Regions from separate parts of the Homo sapiens genome. Here region 1 is linked to region 2. The links are chromatin loops, found by intact Hi-C in ENCODE. Cell type or tissue: psoas muscle. All regions are shown on one strand. Links, peaks and the distances in the headings refer to the core of each region. The heading gives the core; the rest is flanking DNA. Region 1 holds the start of LOC101928882 (a long non-coding RNA gene). Region 2 overlaps LOC101928882 (a long non-coding RNA gene).

Region 1 (5,386 bases), core at 202-5,201, 65 kb after region 2:
AGTATAAATGGCCAAGAAGCACATGAAAGGGTGCTCAACATCATTAGCCATTACAGAAATGTAAATCAAAACCACAATGAGATATTTCAAAACCACTAGAATTGCACTATATGTATGTATGTATACATATACATACATTTTATATTTATGCTTATGATATATATTGTGCTATTATATGTATGTGTATATATATATATACATGCATATATATACACGACAGACAATAACAAGTGTTGGTGAGGATGTGGAGGAATTTGGACTTTTGTACGTTGCTGGTGAGAATGTAAAATGGTACAGCTTTGGAAAATAGTCTGGCATTTCCTCGATAGGTTAAACATAGAGTTACTATATGATCCAGGAATTCTAATCCTAGGTATATACTCAGGCCAAATGAAAACATTCATCTACACAAACACTTGTACACAAATGTTCAGAGCAACATTATTCATAACTACCAGAAAACGAAACAATTCAAATGTCCATCAACTGATGAATGGATGAATAAAATGTGGTATATCCATCCAGTCGGTAGAACATTATTTAGCAATAAGAAAGGATGAAATTCTCATACACACTTCAACATAGATCAACCTTGATAGCATTGCGCTAAGTGAAAGAAACCACCACAAAAAAAAACACATTATATGATTTCGTTTATATGAAATGTCCAGAATAGACAAATCTACAGTGACAAAGTAAATTAGTGGTTGCCAAGGACTGGGGTTGGAATGGGGAGTGACTGCTAATGGGCATAGAATATTATTTTGGGGTGATAAAAATGTTCTAAACTTGATTATAGAAATGAGACAGGATAGTTCCCTTGACCCACTTCGTGGGTGGGAATGGAAGTGGCTCATTTCACTTAGCCTGCCACTGGCCACTCCTCATGAGACAGAGTGTGCCAGCAAGGGAGTGTGGGAACTGGAGAGAATGAACCCTGGACCTGGCCACTCTTCTCTGGCGGAAGCAGGTTCCGTGCGGGCCCTACAGCAGCATCCAAGCCCCTGTCCTCTCGGCACCTGAGTTCTTGTTTGGCATCCAGGAAGAATTAGGTCACCCACACGGATTGAAAGGTAGTGTATGTAGAAGATTTTACTGGGTAATGGCTCTCAGCAGGATGGGAGTTGGAAAGGGGATGGTGCGGAAAGAAAGTGATTTTTCCCTGAAGCCACACCATCTGAAGTTAGCGGCGTCTATCTGTAGTCTCTGACACTCAGTTGCTGCTTCTCTGCTTGCTGCGCATATACCCGGCGCTCAGCCGCTTGTGTTGCTCTGCCAGCTGAAGTCTTTTTTATATGGGCACAGGATAGGAGCATGGCAGGCCAAAAAGCAACATTTGAGGGCAAAAATGGGGTGAGCTGTTTTCACACAGGGCTGTGGTTCCAGGTTTAAGGGTGGGGTTTAGCCAGGAGCCAAGCCGTTCTGTATCATTTCCCCCCTCTGAAGAGGCACATCTAACTGCCATTAGGATATGGACAACGACCAGTCTTTCCGTTGTTTAACGAAAGCGGCAGTTGGATTCCTCCCAGAAGTCTACCCAAGGATCCCCAGCGAAAGGGAGCCATAGTCCGAGGCTCTGGCTGCCTGCCTGTTTGGAGCTTTGATGGCCTCGAGGTGAGAGAAAAAACAAGCTTTACATGGCCAAATATGCATGGATCAAACATGTATTATACAAGGAAAGAATCTAGTGTGAAATATTACAGAAATAAAAAGTGAAATATACTAGTAACATTGTACCCCAAGCTGTCTCACGCTGGTGAAAGAAATTAAACCTTGTATGGGAGAAGTTAAACTTTATGAGAGAGATAAGTGCTCTTGTCACATCTGTGGCAGTTAACAGGTGAACCTGAGGAATTCTGGGGTCTGTGGGCTTGCATGGTGGTCATTAAAGCTTCTGCCTCTTCCTTGTGTCTAAATGACCAAGGTGGCTACTTTCAGGAGGTCCCCTAAAGTACTATCTGGTCCCAGGGTGCATTTCTAAGTATAAACTGGAGGTGGTCACGTTTGTTGGTTGCCCATTCTGAAAGACAGGGAATTTGGCGTCTCTCATTCCCTTTCTTCTTTCAGTGAAATTTCGAGGTGTGAGGGAGAAAGAAAGCGGGCATTCTCCCTTTCTGTTCTTTTTGTCTGAGTCTCGGCAACCTTGGCAGGTGCCACCCATGGGTGCCAATGTGGCTTGCACCCAGGAAGCAGGGAGGGCCTAGAAAATAGGAATTACGCACACTCATCTGTGCTTCTACCTCCCCTACTGTCGACAACCTTTGAGTTCCCTGGGCCTCATTTATACCATGGAGCATGGCTTCCTTGCATGAAGCGGGGGGTTAATTGGCAGGAATCGGTCCTGCCCATTTACACTGGGACTGTTGCGTGGCTTCGGTTCCCTCAGATCTGGTTTTCCTTTCTAGGGCCTCAACCTGAAGTTTAGAATCAAGTTTGAGACCAAAAAAGAAGGTATTTCAGAGGCTGCATGGATTCATTTAGATTTAAGTCCCACATGGACTTTGCCAAATTTGCAGTTATCAGCCAGGAGGGGTTGCTCCTCTGTTGCCTCCCTAACATAAGCAAAGTGCTGAGGTAGGAAAAGAATCCTCTCGCTTAGAAAAGAAAAAAAGCTTCAAGTATCTCTAAGTTGGGGGGACCTGAGGGAAGAGCCTCTTGCTCTGTTGAAATGGGTTTCTTTAATCACTGTATCCCTCCCCTGGTTCAGACCTGCTAGACCTCTGTGACGGGAAACAAAACCAACATTCCTTTCACCTAAAGGAAAGAGAGAGTTGCCACGGTCTTGGAAAAGACACAGATCCAAAAGTTCCTCATTTTAACTCACTGTTTTTCATATCCTGGACAGGCCCCCAGATGAGACAGGATTGTTCCCTTCATCTTAACCCCCTTCGTGGGCGGGAACTGGAGCAGCTCATTTCACTCAGCTCGCCTCCTGCCACTCCTGGCGGCAGAGCGTGCGAGTGCGGGAACCGGAGCGACCGAATGCTGGAACCGGCCGGTCACTCCTCTCTGGCGGGAATAGGCTCTGTGCGGGCCTCACAGCAGCGTCCAAGCCCTGGCCTCTCGGCACCGGGGTACCTGTCCGGCGTCCAGGAAGAATTAGGTCATATGAACGGATTGAAGAGTAGTGTATGCGGAAGATTTGATTGAGTGGTGGCTCCTGGTGGGATGGGTACTGGAAAGCAGACGGTGAAAGAGGGTCATCTTTCCCTGAAGCCGCACCATCTGAAGTTAGCTGCGTCTATCTGTAGTCTTCAACACTCTTGCTGCTTCTCTGCTCACCGCTCAGCCGCTTGTGTTGCTCTGCCAGCTGAAGTCTTTTTTATGGCCACAGGATAGGGGCGTGGCAGGCCAAAAAAACAACATTTGGGCAGAAAAACAGGGTCAGCTGTTTTCAAGGCCGTGATTCCAGGCTTAAGGGTGGGGTTTAGCTGGGAACCCAGCCATTCTGTATCAGTGATAGTTGCACAACTATAAATATACTAACAACCATTGAATTGTGTACTTTAAGTAGATTAACCGTATGATATATGAATTACATCTCAGTAAAGTTGTTTTTTAAAAAATATGCATATACCTTAGTCTAGCCGTTCCAGGTCATATACTACAGCGATAGTAACAAAGATATAATATGTGGTTTATAATAATAAATATTGGAAATACTTAATCTTGCAAATGCATGATCAGTAAGGTAGTGGAGGCAAAAACTAGGTTTCCCAGGAGCTTCAGGCTTCTCAACTTCCAAGTAGTAATCTCAAGGAAGTACGTACTCTGACTGAAACTGTTTATGTCACAGACCTACTCCTTAGACCAATCACTGTTCCCATAGAGATAGCTCATTATGATTTGTGGAGTCAGAATCATGTGCCCACTGCTGAAATCAGGAATTCAGGGTCCTGGGAGAGTCACCCGTGCCACCCACCTAATGTTTTCTGGAAGTTTGACTTTAAAAGGAAGAAGACAGCAAGAGATCAATATAGCTAGAGTGTGGAGATGAGGTGTTTTCTTTAAAATAGAGGTGACTTGAACACGTTTAAATGCTTGTGCAAAGTAGCCAATATAGAGGGAGCAGTTAAAGACACAAAAGAAATAGAATATTTCTAATCAATAGATCTCAGGAAATTATTATTTCCCACTATCCCTCAGAAAATTATATTCAATAAAGGAATTTGTTTCTGGCTCCTTGGAGGATTAACTTTCCTTTTCATGCTTAGGCAATACAAAGTTGAATCACCACTTTAAACCACATTACACAGACTAGAAGGTGAAACTCCAATGCCCAGGCCATTATGTTAATCAATACTTCAACCTTCTTTTTTTTTTTGAGACAGAGTCTACGCTCTCGTTGCCCAGGCTGGAGTGCAATGGCGCAACCTCAGCTCACTGCAACCTCTGCCTCCTGGGTTCAAGCAATTGTCCTGCCCCAGCCTCTCACGTAGCTGGGATTACAGGCATGCGCCACCACACCCAGCTAATTTTGTATTTTTAATAGAGACGGGGTTTCACCATGTTGGCGAGGCTGGTCTTGAACTCTTGACTTCAGGTGATCCACCAGCCTCAGCCTCTCAAAGTGCTGGGATTACAGGCGTCAGCCACCGCACTCAGCCTCAACCTTCAATAAAAATAGGATTCCCTCCACTCACTCCTTTACCCAGTTAGGGTGTAATTGTGGCAGGCCATCTATCTGTCTTTGCAAAAGGGAACATGGTAATCTTTGTTTTGTTTGTTCACCTCTTCTCACATTCTCAGCTGCTGTAGCTGACCCCTCTTAGTTGGAACACGAGGAGGGAGGAGAAGAAAGGGAAGCAGAAAGTTCTTCCTTGACTGGTACTATTTTAAGACGGCTTTGCGCTCTCTGGTTTTGGCAGATGTTTAAAGCTGAGTCACACTTAAAGCTGGTTTCATGGATTCTTTGGACACTATCCTGCAGGACCCTTCCAACTACAACTCCTATGACATGGGCCAAATGTTCTGTTCTTATACTTCCTGATCCACCCTTAGCTGGAAACAAGAGCCCACTTCTCAGCTCTGTTGGGGACCCATTATTTTCCCAGGCAATCTTAGAAAAATCTCTTGCTAAGTGAAAGTATATGTTTTCCTCATTAAGTGAATCGAGTCATTGTTTTAGGTTATCTGCAGCCAAAGGCATTTTCACTGATAGAGCAACATGCATGAATTTTTTATTTTCCTGGTGTCCTGTTTAATTTAATGGGAGGGGAGTTGCTATTTGTGTGTTTGATTTCTCTTTAGAAAATGTCAGTGGTCCTGGCCAGGCATGGTGGCTCACGCCTGTAATCCCAGAACTTTGGGAGGCCAAGGCAGACAGGTCACCTGAGGTCGGGAGCTTGAGACGAGCCTGACCAACATGGAGAAACCCTGTCTCTAC
Region 2 (5,386 bases), core at 278-5,277:
ATGTGGATGAAAAGGAGCCCTTGTACATTTTGTAGGAATGTTAATTTGTGGAGCCATTTTGGAAACAGTATGGAGGTTCCTCCAAAAACTCAAAATAGAATTACTATATGATTCAGCATTACTACTACTGGGTATATATCTAAAGGAAGTGAAATTAATATGTAAATGAAATACCTGTACCCTCATGTTTATTGCCACACTATTTACAATAGCCAAGATATGAAACCAATTTAAGTGCCCAGCAACAGATGAATAATTTTTTTTTTTGAGACAGAGTCTTGCCCTGTCACCCCGACTGGAGTGCAATGGCGTGATCTCGGCTCACTACAACCTCTGCCTCCCGGGTTCAAGCGATTCTTCTGCCTCCGCCTACCAAGTAGCTGGGTTTACAGGTGCGCACCACCACACCTGGTTAATTTTTGTGTATCTTTAGTGGAGACAGGGTTTCACCATGTTGGTCAGGCTGGTCTCGAACTTCTGACCTTGTGATCCACCCGCCTTGGCCTCCCACAGTGCTGGGATTACAGGTGTGAGCCACTGCACCTGGCCAAATGAATGTTTTTAAGTTTTACACACACACACACACACACACACACACACACACACACAATGAAATACTACTCAGCCATAAAAAAGCAGAAAAATTTGCAACATGAGTGAATCTAGAGGACATTGTGTTAAGTGAAATAAGCCAGGCACAGAAAGACAAATATCATGTAGTCTCACTTATATTTGATATCTAAAAAAATCACAGAGTAGAATGGTAGTTACTGGAAGTTGAGCGGGGTGAAAAGGGTGGAGAGGGAAAGGGGACATGTTGGTGAGAGGGTATGAAGTTCCAGTTAGACAAGAGGAATAAGTTCTGGTGATGTTTTGCACAGCAGGGTGACTTTAGTTAGTAATAACGTATTGTATATTTCAAAAATTTCTAAAACAGTGGATTTTAAATGTTCTCACCACAAAAAAGTGATAAGTATGTGAGGTGATGGATATGCTAATTGGCCTAATTTGCTTACTCCACAATGTATAGATGCATTAAAGCATCACATTGTACCCCATAAATATATACAATAATTATTTTTCAATTAAAAATTAAGAAAAATAGTTTAAGCTCTCCCCTATTCCTGATTGAATCTAGAATCTGCACCATTTGGTGGAGGTCTGCTTCCTTTGCTTCACTTTTACTCTAGATGGCAGCAGCAGAACAAAATAGAGGAGAAAAATCTGTTCTCAATGAGATGATTCCCTGTCTACTATGTAAAAAAAAAAATCTCAATGTTATTTGAAACAAAATATACCACTTAAAAATTTTCTTTCATTATAGAAATACTTTAACAGTATTTCAATTATTAAAAATCAATGTACAGATGTCTTCATAATTGTTCAACTTGTCAGGACACTAATAAGATATTTACAGAAATTTTTTATGATAATATTTCTGTAAAGACTCACTCACTGCTTATATTAACAGATTTACACTTGGAGGCTAAGGTGTCATGTTTGAATATCAAATACACTTTTTAAATTGATGGAAACATAAGGGATAAATAATCGAAGGGATAACAGAAATTCTCTGGGTGAATATATTACAGAAATAAAACTTTAATATTTCTCTAATAACCATGTTTTTAAGATTATTTCAAATAAAAATATACACATGAAACTGGCTTTAAATATATTAAAATTATAGCTTGTAAGCATTTAAAAAGAAATAATTTTATTATAAAACAACATTTTCCACCATCACACTTTAAACTGTGAGGATTTATGATGCAAGAGAATTTGTAGATGAGATTGCAGAAACACTGGAAACATTATAAAAACAAAGAGACCTAGAGAGGAACCAAGAGATTAAAAGAAAGATGCAAGTTATCATAATTTTCAAAAAGGCACTTCCAGAAAATATAATTTATTTTGCTTGACATTATAGCCTCACAAAACTCTCGTCTAGATTAAACAGAATTCCCAAGAGCTTAGAAAATAGAATTGTCCAAGTTTTGTGCCTTATAGCTCTATATTCATGCCTCTATATTCATAGATTTATGTATTTATTAAGACAATTTTCCTGCAGAGGGCATCAAAATATCTTGGAGAAGGGTTATCTTTTTCCAAATTACACAAAGGTGCCATTTGGACTAATGGTGGCACTGTTATCATGAATCAGAATGGCTTTACTAAATTAAAGCCCTGCCAAACTAAAACTTCCCTTTTTGTGCTAGAATTATTGGCTTAATAAGAATTTATTAATCAGAGCCTTCAGATTATCATTGTCCAATCAGTTATTTAACCAGATAGATGGAGAGGCAGCATAGAATAGTGTCAAGGAGGCAGGCTTTGGGTGGAGATCTTAGTTGGATTTCTAGCTCTGCCATTTACTCATAGGCCCCGCTTATGTTTATGTGAATTGGAAAGCAGCTTGGCATTCTGTGATTGGAACATTAATTTTTTATTTTCTTTATCTAACCATTGCATTCAAGAAATTTAACCTGAGGGAAAAATCAGGAAGGTGGAAAAAGCTTTATGCACAAAGAAATTAATCACTGTGTGATTTATAATAGTGAACAAACTGAAAATGAGGTACAACAGGGAAATGGTTAAGTGAATTACAAAATACAGTAAGATTCAGTAATCAAATGAGCATTTATCAAAGGTTTACAACATGCCATGTATTCTGCCTGGCACTGGAGATTCAGCACTGAACAAGATAGATATGGAATCTGACTTTTCTATGATAATTTAACATCAACTTAAAGTAAGCAGGAGGCAAGCACTTATAACACCATACTATCCACTATACGGTTTATATATGGATATATGTATATGTGTGTATATGCAGAAAAAATACTAGAAGAAAATAAATCAATATGTTAATAATTGTTAGGTCTTTTGTTATAATAATTTTATATACTTTTCAATATTTTCTACAATGAGAATGTTACTGTTAAAATTTTTTTTTTAATTATACAAAATGGCATTATACCAAAGGTAGGCTACAAAAGAAAACAAAATTATCGAATAATGTACTTAAAAGTCAAGATCACTTCATGGTACAGGAAATCCCTTCAGATATAAAGACATATTACATTGTCTTTTCTTGTATTTTGATTTCCATCACAGTGTCCTTTGGAAAGCTCACTTCCTCTCTAGCATTCGGAAGGCCTGTCTGTTCTTATGCGGGGAAGGAATGTGAATGCTAGCAGCACATTCCACCCTGGTGACACAAGGGGGTGCACAGGACTTGCTTCCAAATGTTTCCCTTTGTCTTCTTGGAAAGAAGAGGGAAAAAAAAACCTGACATTTGATTTGGTGACCAACTAAAATGTTTTAACAGGCTTATGTATACAGTTCACAGCGCGTTTCTAACGCGAGAGATCTCTGAGGGCATGATCCTGTGTACAAACCACTCCTACTTCCCCACATTTATTTCACAAGAAAAAATATTGCAGGAGAATGAGTGGCCTTTTAAAGCACAATTAGTGAAACAGGAGACTGCCTGAATGGCCCAGAATAGGGATTGTTAAAGAAATGATGGCACATAATAAACAAATTAGAAAATAACCATTAAAAATAATGTTGACATGGAAAGGACATTAAAAAGCAATTCATACAATAATACATACAATATGGTCTAATTTTTTTATTTAAATGTATTACATGAATAAGTAGAAAAATCTGGAAAGAGATATACCAAACTATTAACAGTCATTATCCTTGAAAGCTGGATGACAGGTTTATTACCTTCTTCCTATATATCTACATTTTACAATTTTTGTGTACAATGAATAAAAATTTGATTTTAAAATAAGAAAAATAAATGAGTATTCCCAAATAAGTACCAGTTCTTATGATCCTTATTAATTAAATATATGTAAATTGCTACAAATCACCCAGAGATATGGTGACAATATAGCCCTGTTTGCCAAAGACAATTTCACTTTGTAACTGTTGTTCTCATACAACTGTGAATAATGCCACTTTCACTCCAAAATTCTGAATAAGTCACCCTACATGTATATTTTTAAATTTGTACCCCTAGCAAGTTGTGCCACTTTTGTCCTTATATCAGCAGGTTGCTTCCAATCCAAAAGATCTCAATCCTTCTCTCTCCTAATATGCTAAGATGCAAGGCTAGTCCAGAAATCCTGAGATTCTCATGGCTGCACCAGGGTTAGCATGGGCCAGGGTATACCCCAAGACCCATCCAAATCACAGTCAAGACAGAATATTTTTGAGGCCCATCTTGACCCCTTGGCTGAAGTGCCTTTAAGGCACCCTACTAGCAGGACATCTTCTGACATGTTTTTTGAGACAGAACCCTGGCACTACTATGAGAGAGAATATTTTCCAAAGCACTGCTATACATGTAAAATCAATGATCCTACTGTCTTGGTTAAAATTCCTTGAATTAGAAGTAACAAACATGCTCAAATAACAAGTAAAAATGAAAAATTTGCAATTAATCTAAGAGTATCTCCCAACGTTTAGTACCTGGAGTCCGGCCAGGCTCTGGGTCTTAATTTCTAAGAGATACAATCTAATTGATTCAGTACAATGAATGGATTGGTTCCTCCTGGATTAGGTGTCCACCCTAACTCAATCAATTATGGCCAGGGAGTGGTGGAATAACAGTACTGAAATGGACTGCCCATGTGAATTAGGAAACGAGAATGTAGTCTGGGTAGATAGCCTCATGAAAATCTGCTTGCTAGCTTTCCCTCCTTCACGGAGAACTAGACAAGCTTCTCCTCTTCAATGACATACTCTGACTACATAGGCAGAAAAGAAGGAGCTTTTACCTGTACATCAGAAGTATTGTGATGATACCTCCAATGATACCCTTGACCATAGTTTTCAGCACAGCTGCCTCATAATTTCTTAATTCTATTGCCAACTTCCACAAGAACTGGGACCATAGTCCTTATCCACTTTCTCCATACTTTACATTCTATGATAAGGAGTCATGAGGAAGTTTCGGGTCACCCATCTGAACAGCAAAAACTTTATTCTTTTGCTTTTTCATCCATTCAGTCATGTAACAAACATTTATTGCATTTCTATCAATTGTCAGGACCTGTACTTAGTGCTGTGGGCAGAGATAAGACATGGTCCTTATTCACAGGCATTCACAATGTAGTGAGAGTCAAAGAGATAAAAGAATAATTATGTTACAATGTGATATGACATACAACAGAAGTATATATAGAGTGTGCTGAGTGCAGAGAAAAAGGATCTAAACCATCCCTTTGAGAAATTCAGAAAGGCATTAAAAAGGTGATTATATTCTATTTAGATGCTGAAAAAAATACTTTTCTTGATGGAGATGAAGTCTCCCAGCTAAAATACAACAATAATAAATAGCTACCATATCCTTAATATTTACTGCATA

The links. A loop is a pair of places that touch in the nucleus more often than their neighbours do. Peaks named below come from ENCODE experiments on the same cell type or tissue, not always from the same donor. Only the 100,000 strongest peaks of a DNase experiment are listed, where the experiment ranks them.
Region 1: it touches region 2 in a loop (2.8-fold over the local background); 12 of 110 quality-filtered maps call a loop at or near these places.

Annotation. Positions count from the first base shown.
Region 1 is chr3:180,867,223-180,872,608 of GRCh38, forward strand. LOC101928882 (a long non-coding RNA gene) reads right to left here and starts at 2,956. Exons shown (of 14, transcript NR_109986.1): 1 at 2,825-2,956. LOC105374240 (a long non-coding RNA gene) reads left to right here and starts at 960. Exons shown (of 3, transcript XR_924752.3): 1 at 960-1,073; 2 at 1,469-1,614; 3 at 2,846-3,494. In psoas muscle, for the core only: no CTCF peak of the experiment used is centred there; DNase peaks (open chromatin) are centred at 2,969, 3,329 and 4,579; H3K4me3 peaks cover 4,048 bases; H3K27ac peaks cover 4,474 bases.
Region 2 is chr3:180,801,843-180,807,228 of GRCh38, forward strand. All of the region lies in intron 3 of LOC101928882 (a long non-coding RNA gene), which reads right to left. Among named protein-coding and RNA genes, the nearest start is that of FXR1, 110 kb to the right of the region's middle. RefSeq lists an enhancer at 2,889-3,426. In psoas muscle, for the core only: CTCF peaks have their summits at 1,182 (motif pointing right) and 3,216 (motif pointing right); no DNase peak of the experiment used is centred there; H3K4me3 peaks cover 459 bases; H3K27ac peaks cover 483 bases.